2 separate regions of the Homo sapiens genome follow, and region 1 is linked to region 2. Evidence: chromatin loops called from intact Hi-C (ENCODE). Cell type or tissue: gastrocnemius medialis. All regions are shown on one strand. Links, peaks and the distances in the headings refer to the core of each region. The heading gives the core; the rest is flanking DNA.

Evidence for each region. A loop is a pair of places that touch in the nucleus more often than their neighbours do. Peaks named below come from ENCODE experiments on the same cell type or tissue, not always from the same donor. Only the 100,000 strongest peaks of a DNase experiment are listed, where the experiment ranks them.
Region 1: it touches region 2 in a loop (13-fold over the local background); 1 of 110 quality-filtered maps calls a loop at or near these places.

What each region holds. Positions count from the first base shown.
Region 1 is chr16:15,561,128-15,566,505 of GRCh38, reverse strand. All of the region lies in intron 2 of MPV17L-BMERB1 (MPV17L-BMERB1 readthrough), which reads right to left. The region is part of intron 2 of BMERB1 (bMERB domain containing 1); the gene reads right to left. Among named protein-coding and RNA genes, the nearest start is that of MIR6506, 47 kb to the left of the region's middle. RefSeq lists an enhancer at 2,520-2,814. In gastrocnemius medialis, for the core only: no CTCF peak of the experiment used is centred there; DNase peaks (open chromatin) are centred at 2,555, 3,215 and 3,685; H3K27ac peaks cover 3,682 bases.
Region 2 is chr16:15,401,959-15,407,336 of GRCh38, reverse strand. The region is part of intron 1 of MPV17L-BMERB1 (MPV17L-BMERB1 readthrough); the gene reads right to left. The region is part of intron 2 of MPV17L (MPV17 mitochondrial inner membrane protein like); the gene reads right to left. Among named protein-coding and RNA genes, the nearest start is that of MPV17L-BMERB1, 8.9 kb to the right of the region's middle. In gastrocnemius medialis, for the core only: no CTCF peak of the experiment used is centred there; DNase peaks (open chromatin) are centred at 1,773, 2,266, 3,042 and 4,911; H3K27ac peaks cover 5,000 bases.

The DNA.
Region 1 (5,378 bases), core at 306-5,305, 160 kb before region 2:
ACAGTGATCTATTTAACTATAATTTATTTAACTATTCCCCTATTCATAGACATCTGGGTTGTTTCCTAATACATTTCTAGGATAGATTCATAGAAATGCAATTGCTGGGTCTAGTGGCATGAACACTTACATTGTAGTAGGAATTTCCAAATTGCCCTCCGGAGAGATCATGTGTGACATTACCAACAGTGTGGCCATGGGGGACAGTGGGTGCTGGCTCCTGTCATCTCAGTAATTGGGTTGCTTTTGCAACCTAGTTTTGCATTACACATTATAATTTTGCATTACACATTATGGTTTTGTGTGTGTGCTACAAAAATTAACTCATCTTGCTGTAAACAATATTTGTAATGGCTGTCTGCAATTTCACAAATGAGATTCATCGGGATTGTGCTAATTACACCCTCATCTTGATTACTAAGGCTGGCTTTTCAGGTTTGAGCAATTTTGGCCACTGCAGGATGAACATCAGTTCCTCTAAGGCTTCTTCTCCATGTTGGATTATTTGGGGTTTAGATTCTCAGAAGTGGAATCACTGTGTACAAAGGGCTTGATATTTCCATAGCTGTTGAGATGTATCTTCAAATAACTTCCCCGTGATACACAGGTTCACATTCACTCTGCGTGTCTTTGTCTTTGTTGTTCTTGTTTTGTTTTTTGAGACAGGGTCCTGCTGTATCACCCAAGGCACAGTCATAGCTCATTGCAGCCCTGAACTCCTGGGCTCAAGTGATCTTCCCACCTCAGCCTCTGAAGTAGCTGGCACTACAGCTGTGCAGCCATCATGCCCAGCTCATACTTTTTTTAATTTTTAAAATTTTCATAGAGATGGGGTCTTGCTGTTTACCAGGTTGGTCTTGAACTCCTGGCCTCAAGTGATCCTCCCGCCTTGGCCTTCCAAAGTGCTGGGATTACAGGCGTGAGCCACTGTACCTGGCCTGCACGTCTTTATTGAACATCTACTATGTTGGGCATTGTTGTCATCTCTGAGGCTTGCAACAGCAAAGAAGACCAAGCCCTCAGGAAGATGACATTTTGCTAGCAGAGACAGAAGGTAAACCCAAATACAATATTTCAGATGTTACAAAGAAGACTGAAGCAGGTAAGGGATGTAGTGGGTCAGCTTGGAGCCAGTATCTTACTTTGCTCCTGACAACTATCCTAGGAAAAACCAGAGGACAGAAATCATATTTTCATTTTACTCATGCGGAAACAGGTAAAGAGGCTCAACTGAGTACACACAGCTCATGGGGGCAGGACCAGAACTAGAAATCGACCCTTCGGAGTCTGAGTCCACTGATCTTTCTGCCTCGTTCCTCAGCGTCTCCATCAAGGGCCGGGGCTGCTGACTCCTTTCAGCAGTGCCATCTGTATACCAGCATGGGGCCCTATCTTAGTCCCCTGAGTGTTGCTATCAAGGAATGCCTGTGGCTGAGTGCTTTTTTTTTTTTTTGCATAAAGGAATATAAAACTATTTATTAACCACTGTTCACCAGTATTTACGATAAAGTAAACAATATACAGTTGGATAACATTCTGATTACTACAAAGTTGTTCTTCCTGGCTTTTGCTGAACCAGTAAAGCAAACTGAAGATTGAGGCTACATGTAAGGAATGAGCTGGGGTAAAGAAAAAACATGCAGGTCAGTAGGTTAGATTACAAAAGGTTGTTCACACATTTATGGCAGCAGGTCCTAAACTGCCAGCATCTCTAACCATCTGATTAGGTTTCTATGAGCCAAGTCTTACATATTCCATTCAACATGATCTTTTAGTCAATGTAGCAACAGGGATTTCAACATTTTGTTAAGGAATGGCCCACTAGGGAAATTTTTAAATATTCATTTAACTTAGTTTTGTTTAGCTAGTTAAAACACACTAGCATTTGTCTTGTTTTCTCATCTGGATGTGGAAACCTGCTGTGATGGCAGTGATAAAATTTTTCCTTTCAGGAATTTTGCAAATAAACCAATTATAGACGCTTTAAAATTATCCAATTTAAATTGTCCTATTTAGAATTACTTATTTCACTTGAAATGTATGGCTTCAGGAAAATTTTCAATTTACCTTGAAGTGATTATCTCTTATTTAGCTCGGAATAATGGCATCTCAGAAATATGGGTTTACCTGTGATTTTTTGTTTGGGTGAATGCTTAAAAACAAAAAAAAATTTATGTATGCATTTTATAGATACACACACACAAAAAAACATGTAAAAAATCTAGAATGGTCCTTAGGCTTATGGGAACACAAGTTTTGATTGAGTAATGACTATGGACATTTCCCCCAACATTTAGAAAAGCTGTTCTTTAATGAAGAGGAAATAATATCTTTATAAAGACAAGAGGTTTATTTGGCTCATGATTCTGCTGGCTGGAAGATGGGACATTTGGCATGGGCCTCAGGCTGGCTACATTCATAGAAGGTGAAAGGGAGCTCATGTGTGCAGAAGTCACAGGGCAAGAGTGGAAGCAAGAGAGAGGGGGAGGTGCCAGGCTTTTTTTAACAACCAGCTGTCCAGGAACTAAAAGAGTGAGAACTCACTCACCCCCACCTCCCAGGAAGAGCTTAATCTATTCATGGGGGATCCACCCCCGTGACCCAAACACCTCCCACTGGGGCCTATGATGTAGTTTGGATCTGTGTCCCTGCCCACATCTCATGTCAAATCATAATCCCCAGTGTTGGAGGAGGGGCCTGGGGGGAGGTGATTGGATCATGGGGGTGGACGTCTCCCTTGCTGTTCTCATGATAGTGAGTTCTCACGAGATCTGGTTGTTTAAGTGTGTGTAGCACCTCCCTCTTTGCTCTCTTGTTCCTTCTCCAGCCACGTAAGACTTCCCCTTCGCCTTCCATCATGATTGTAAGTTTCCTGAGGCCTCCCCAGCCATGCTTCCTGTACAGCCAGTGGAACTGCAAGTCAATTAAACTTCTTTTCTGTATAAATTACCCAATCTGAGGTAGCCTGTTTAAAAATTTTTTTTTCTGGCTGGGCACGGTGGCTCATACCTGTAATCCCAGCACTTTGGGAGGCCGAGGTGGGCAGATCACGAGGTCAGGAGATCGAGACCATCCTGTCTAACATGGTGAAACCCCGTCTCTACTAAAAATACGAAAAATTAGCCGGGCGTGGTGGTAGGCACCTGTAGTCCCAGCTACTCGGGAGGCTGAGGCAGGAGAATGTGTGAACCCAGGAGGCGGAGGTTGCAGCGGGCCAAGATTGCGCCACTGCACTGGGCAACAGAGCGAGTCTCCGTCCCAAAAAAAAATTTTTTTGTTTCTTTATAATAGAGATAGAGTTACACCATGTTGCCCAAGCTGGTTGCCAACTCCTTGGCTCAAGCAATCCACCCACTTCAGCCTCCCAAAGTGCTGGGATTACAGGCGTGAGCCACTGCGCCCGGCCTCAGGTAGTTCTTTATAGAAATGCGAGAACAGACTAATTTCAACATGAGATTTGGAGGAGACAGACATACAAACCACAGCAGGACCCCTTGCCTTTTGCCACTCAAGAACAACTCATGCTGTCCATTCTAATGCCAGCATCCCAGTTTCAGGACAAGAGGCAGGAATGCCTTGCTTCAGCCTGCATCTCTTGTTGTCAGAGGCACGCCAAGCATTTTTCAAGTCGTGCCCTGGAATGTCCTAGCAGGTGACAGCTGCCTCGAATGAGCGTGGACTTGCCGGGAGGGCACAGACTGTTCCCGTGAGTTTCTATCAGCGATCGTTCAACTGGAGAGACTCCAGACGCTTTTGCAGAGATCAGGCTACATCAGGGCAATCTTGGTCCCCAGGAACATTTGGCAATGCCTGGAGACATATTTGGTTATTATAATTGAGTGTGTGTTGGGGAGGGGTGTGGTTGCTACTGGCATCTAGTGGGTAGAGACCAGGGACACTGCTAAACATCCTACTGTGCACAGAACAGCTCCCACAACAGAAAGTGAGCCAGCCACCATGTCAATCACACTGAAGTTGAGGAATCTTGGATTCTAACCACAGAATTATCAAATTATTGATAATTTTTGAGAGGTAAGAGAGGAGAAGATGGAGAAAGGACAAAAGGAGAGACAGGTAGTGATTAGGAGGCAGAGTTTTGGCACCAAACAACTCTGGCTCAAAGGGCCATGGTACAGTGACTTCCTTTTCTGTCTCACCTAACTCATTTTTAATTATTTATTTATGTTTTTTTTTTTTTTTTTGAAAAAGAGTTTTGCTCTCGTTGCCTAGGCTGGAGTGCAATGGCGCGATCTTGGCTCATTGCAACCTTTGCCTCCCGGGTTCAAGTGATTCTCCTACCTAAGCCTTCCAAGTAGCTGAGATTACAGGCATGCACCACCAGGCCCAGCTAATTTTTTTTTTTTTGGACGAGATTTCACCATGTTGATCAGGCTGGTCTCGAACACCTGATCTCAGGTGATCCACCTGCCTCAGCTTCCCAAAGTGCTGGGATGATAGGCGTGAGCCACCGCACCTAGCCGTCATGTTTTAAATAGGAATAATGGCAGTACTATTTGCTGGGATTATTATGCACATCAAGCATTAAGCACAGTGCCTGGGACCTACACAGTCAAATGCCCAGTAAATGCTATCTACTATTATTATGTTTTTTAGAGACAGGGTCTAGCTCTATCACCCAGGCTGGAGTTCAGCAGTGCAATCATAGCTCACTGCAGCTTCGAACGCCAGGGGTAAAAGGATTTGCCTGCCTCAGCCTTCCAAGTAGCTAGGACTTTAGGCATATGCCCCTACACTCAGCTAATTTTTAAATTTTTTGTAGAGACAGAATCTTGCCATGTTGGCCAAGATGGTCTAGAACTCCTAGCCTCAAGCGATCCTCCCATGTCAGCCTCCCAAAGCACTGGGATTACAGGCATGAGCCACCACCCTTGGCCTTTACTATTATTATCATTAGCTGTGAGAAAGAAGCAGAGAATGGCTGGGTGGGGTGGCTCACACCTGTAATCCCAGCACTTTGGGAGGCCGAGGTGGAAGGATCACTTGAAGTCAGGAGTTCAAGACCAGCCTGGCCAACGTGGTGAGACCCTTTCTCTACTAAAAATATAAAAATTAGCCAGGTGTGGTGGCACATGCCTGTAATCCCCAGTTCTCAGGAGGCTGAAGCAGGAGAATCGCTTGAACCCAGGAGGCAGAGGTTGCAGTGAGTCAAGATCATGCCACTGCACTCCAGCCTGGCCAACAGAGTGAGACTCCTTCTCCCAAAAAAAAAAAAAAAAAAAAAAAAAAAATGGCCGGCGTGGTGGCTCACACCTGTAATCCTAGCAGTTTGGAAGGCTGAGGTGGGCAGGTCACAAGGTCAAGAGATCAAGACCATCCTGGCCAACTTGGTGAAATCCTGTCTCTACTAAAAATACAAA
Region 2 (5,378 bases), core at 150-5,149:
TTAAGGCCTCTAGAGTGAGGGGGTTGGGGAGTTGTGGGGAAAAAAGCTATTAGGTAGAAGACATTCCTATATTAATTATATTTTTAACACCAGAATGAAAAGTCTACTAGAATCAGTACCAATTCTGGAAGACAGCGGCTTTGGAAATGACAGCATGTATATATGCATTGCAATTTCCTGGTTACCATGAACAAATGATGCAGGAATATATTTGTAAATACAGAATCATCAATGAATTCTTTTTTTTTAAATTAATTTTTTTTTTTCTGAGACATGGTATCTCTATGTTGCCCAGGCTGGTCTTGAACTCCCAGGCAAAAGCAGTAGTCCCACTGCAGCCTCCCAAAGTGCTGGGGTTATAGGCATGAGCCACCTCATCCTGCTGAATTATTTTATTTATTTATTTTGTTTGAGATGGAATCTCATTCTGTCGCTTAGTCTGGAGTGCAGTGGCAAGATCTTGGCTCACTGCAACATCTGCCTCCTAGGTTCAAGCAGTTCTCCTGCCTCAGCTTCCTGAGTAGCTGGGATCACAGGTGCCTGACACCATGCTCGGCTAATTTTTGTATTTTTAGTAGAGACAGGGTTTTACCATGTTGGCCAGGCTGGTCTTGAACTCCTGACCTCAGGTGATTTGCCTGCCTCGGCCTCCCAAAGTGGTAGGATTACAGGCATGAGCCACTGTGCCCAGCCTTGAATTGTTGAAACTATATACCAAACCATTGTTTATGGAATGATTTTCTAATAATATATTGAAACCATGTGATGCTATAGAACAAGTTTAGCTGAAATTTTCATATATTACAAAATATGTTAGATAGACATTTCACAAGCTTTATCCTACACAGTCCTATGAAAAAGTCATCATTATGATTTTTTAAAAAAAAGTCTTGGTATGTAAATTTATCTCAAAAAACAGCTAGAGGTTTTCAAAATAGTCCTTAAAAGTGGTATTACAGACTTATTTTCTTCTTTTTACTAATTTGTATTTTCTGAAGTTTCTAAAATGAACAATTGCAATAAAAGCTTTATAATATTTATGTTTATATTTAAAAGTAGATATTACATATAATGTGTGTATACATATACATATATACGTATATATACACATATATACGTATATGTGTATGTATATATATATATTTTTTGAGATGGAGTTTTGCTCTTGTTGCCCAGGCTGGAGTGCAATGGTGCGATCTTGGCTCACTGCAACCTCCACCTCCTGGGTTCAAGTGATTCTCCTGCCTCAGCCTCCGAGTAGCTGGGATTACAGGTGCACACGACCATGCCTGGCTAAATTTTGTATTTTTAGTAGAGACAAGGTTTCATGATATTGGCCAGGCTGGTCTCGAACTCCTGACCTCAGGTGATCTGCCCGCCTTGGCCTCCCAACGTGCTGGGATTACAGGCGTGAGCCACCATGCCCGGCCATAATGTATATTTTATATTTATTTATTTTTTTTGAGACGGAGTTTCGCTCTTGTTGTGCATCTCAAATTCCCGAGCTCAGGTGATCTGCCCACCTCAGCCTCCCAAAGTGCTGGGATTACAGGCGTGAGACACCGAGCCTGGCCCTTAATTGTTAAATATGCTTTAAATATAAAATATACCCCTGTAATCCCTGCACTTTGGGAGGCCAAGGCAGGCAGATCACCTGAAGTCGTGAGTTTGAGACCAGCCTGACCAACATGTAGAAACCCTGTGTCTACTAAAAATAAAAATTAGCAGGACGTGATTGCAGGAACCTGTAATCTCAGCTACTCAAGAGGCTGAGGCAGGAGAGTCGCTTGAATTCGGGAGGCAGAGGTTGCAGTGAGCTGAGACTGCACCATTGCACTCCAGCCTGGGCAACAGAACGAGACTCTGTCTCAAAAAAAAAAAAAAAATTAAAACTTTAGCAAAAATAATCAGAAGACTAAACTTATCCAAACATGGCTTTCCTTCTTTCTTTTTTTTTTTTTTCTTAATACAGACGAGGCCTCACTATGCGGGCCAGGTTGGTCTTGAATTCCTGACCCCAAACAATCCTCCAACCTCCGCCACCCAAAGGGTTAGGATTACAGGAGCCACTGTGCCTGGCCATGGCTTTATTTCTTATGGCTGTGTTTTTTTTCTTGTCAGAATGTAGTATCATGTAGTAGTATATTTTGTTCTCAAATCATTCCCCCACTAAAAGGAAGCAGGATGCCTCAAAGAATTGGCTGATTCTAGGGCCAGGGCAGGGCAGGTGCAAGTACAAGATGATCCTGGAACACGCTGTCATGCCAGAAAGGAAGTGGCTTAAGAAAGAAGTAAAGGAGAAAGAAGATGGGTGATGCACAGGACACAGGAACCAGCTTGGGGGAACTCCCACTGGCCGAATCTGGGACATGTGAGCGCTAAAAATAATTAAACCCTGCCATGAACTCTCCTCTGTGCTTCGGCAATCTCCCTCTGAATAGGCCAAAGGCATCTGACATTCAACATTTCCCAAGCTGAACTCACCTCATTTCTTTTTTGTTTGTTTGTTTGTTTTGAGATGGAGTCTTGCTCTGTCACCCAGGCTGGAGTGCAGTGGTGCAATCTCAGCTCACTACAATCTCCGTCTCCCGGGTTCAAGTGATTCTCCTGCCTCAGCCTCCCGAGTAGCTGGGATTACAGGCACTCACCACCATACCTGGCTAATTTTTTGTATTTTTAGTAGAGACAGGGTTTCACCATGTTGGTCAGGCTGGTCTCGAACTCCTGACCTCATATGATCTGCTCGCCTTGGCCTCCCAAAGTGGTGAGATTACAGGCGTGAGCCACCATGTTTATTTTTTTAAATACAGACAGGGTCTTGCTATGTTGCCCAAGCTGGTCTTGAACTCCTAACTTCAAGGGATCCTCCTGCTTCAGCCTCCCAAAGTGTTAGGATTACAGGCGTGAGCCACCACACCTGATATGCTTCCTTATTTCTTATGTGAACTTGGTCACGATAACCACCCACTTTGGTTTCCTTTGCTGCCATTACCTAACTGTGAAGTTCAAGATCCTCAGCTCTGGGTGTTCAACAGTCTCCAGGATCCAAACTCATTCCAAGTTGCTCAACAAATACTCTGTGAACACCAAACTGCCTGTGGTTTCTCCCCTCCAGGCATACCATGGTGCTTTACGCATTGTCAACTGTACTCAGCTCTTCTGCCCCTGGAATGACCTGTCCCCCAGTATGTGCATAACTTCAGATCTTTATTTTATTTTATTTTTTTATTTTGAGACAGGGTCTCACTGTGTTACCCAGGCTGGAGTGCAGTGGCACAATCGTAGCTTACTGCAGTCTCGACCTCCTGGGCTCATGCTAATTTTTGTATTTTTAGTAGAGAGGGGATTTCATCAAGTTGGCGAGGATGGGCTCGATCCCTTGACCTCATGATCCGCCTGCCTTGGCCTACCAAAGTGCTGTGATTACAGGCGTGAGCCATCCTGCCTCTTTAAAGGAAATCTTCCCAAAAAATCTCCAGATGGGCTGGGCTTCAGACTACTGGTTTGCCCTCTTTCTTCTCCTGAGGGTAGATGAGACTCACTCATTGTAACCAGTTTTTTTTTTTAAACAGTATGCAAATGTTCCTGTGGTTTTGTTCATTTACAAATCCCTGCCTGAAGCTTCTTTCCCAATTCTACTTCCTGCTCTCTTTTTTTTTTTTTTTGAACCATGGTCTCACTCTGTCACTCAGGCTGGTGTGCAGCGGTGCAATCACAGCTTACTGCAGCCTCGACCTCCCAGGCTTGCAATCCTCCCATCTCAGCCTCCCGAGCAGCTGGGACCACAGACACTTGCAACTATGCCCAGCTAATTTATTTTATTTTTGTAGCGATGGGGTCTCACTATGGTTGCGCAGGCTGGTCTCAAACTCCTGGGCTCTAGTGATCCTCCTGCCTTAGCCTCCCAAAGTGCTGGGATTACAGGTGTGAGCTGCCTACTTCTTGCTCTTTTTTTTTTTTTTTTTTTTGAGACGGAGTCTCGCTCTGTCGCCCAGGCTGGAGTGCAGTGGCGCAATCTCAGCTCACTACAGTCTCTGCCTCCCGGGTTCAAGTGATTCTCCTGCCTCAGCCTCCCAAGTAGCTGGGACTACAGGCTTGTGCCACCATGCCCTGCTAATTTGTTGTATTTTTAGTGGAGACACGGTTTCACCATGTTAGCCAGGATGGTCTCGATCTCCTGACCTTGTGATCTACCCGCCTCCACCTCCCAAAGTGTTGGGATCACAGGCATGAGCTACTGCCTCCGGTCCTTGCTCTTTAAAAAAAAAAAAAAAAAAGTTAGATGTACATATCTCCATAGACTTTACAACATAATGGAAAAACTTGTTCCTTTTTCTAAAGTAAAACAGAAGAAGTGGCTGGGTATGGTGATTCATGCCTGTAATCCCAGAACTTTGGGAGGCTGAGGGAGGCGGATCACCTGAGGTCAGGAGTTCAAGACCAACCTGGCCAACATGGTGAAACCCTATCTCTACTGAAAAATACAAAAAATTAGCTGGATGTGGTGGTGCAAGTCTGTAATTCCAGCTACTCAGGAGGCTGAGGCAGGAGAATTGAGAATTGCTTGAACCCGGGAGGCAAAGGTTGCAGAGTGCCACTGCACTCCAGCCTAGGCTACGGAGCAAGACTCCGTCTCAAAAAACAAACAAACAAACAAAAAAACCAAAACACACAAACAAAAAACAAAACCAGAAGAAAATCACATTTGGTTGTCACCATGGGGTCCTCAATTTCTGCCCTAAGAGAAATCACAAGAGTTCTGAACACACTTATAGTTACTGTTCCTGAGTATAGAGGCTCAGGGGAAGCCTCTGACTTCAAACCTCTCCATCCTCTGCCTCTAGCCATCAAGTAATGCTGGCTCAGGGGCCTGGTACCATCCAACAGATGATGCTAGAAGCTGTGGAGGTAATAGCTGGGTGTGGCTCAACACTGCTTTTGATAGGGAAGGAAGAACATGTGAAGCCCTAGGCCAGTCTGCGAACATTCTGTAATCCCAAAGATTTACCTCCTTGTGATGAATGCAATCAAACATGCTCTAGGGCAGAGATGAAAACCATCCCTGATTTTGCCAGGCCTTAAGGACACTGTTCAATAAATATTAACTGAATCAATGAATAAATATGTATTGGACTGGACTGTATATATTTGTGCCGAGCAAACAGTAAAAATGCTGATTTGCTTCAAACCTTGGAATAACCCTTGGAAACCTTCTCCTTCTCTATCAATACCTTTGTGATGTTAAAGTTCTTTTCACCAGGACTCCGCAGGATGCTCACCTGAAAACATTGGCTCTGAATGTGGGAATGATTCCATTAAGCCACTCACAATCTATAATCTCTATTTTGCAAATAGAATCCCAAATTTACAGAATAAAT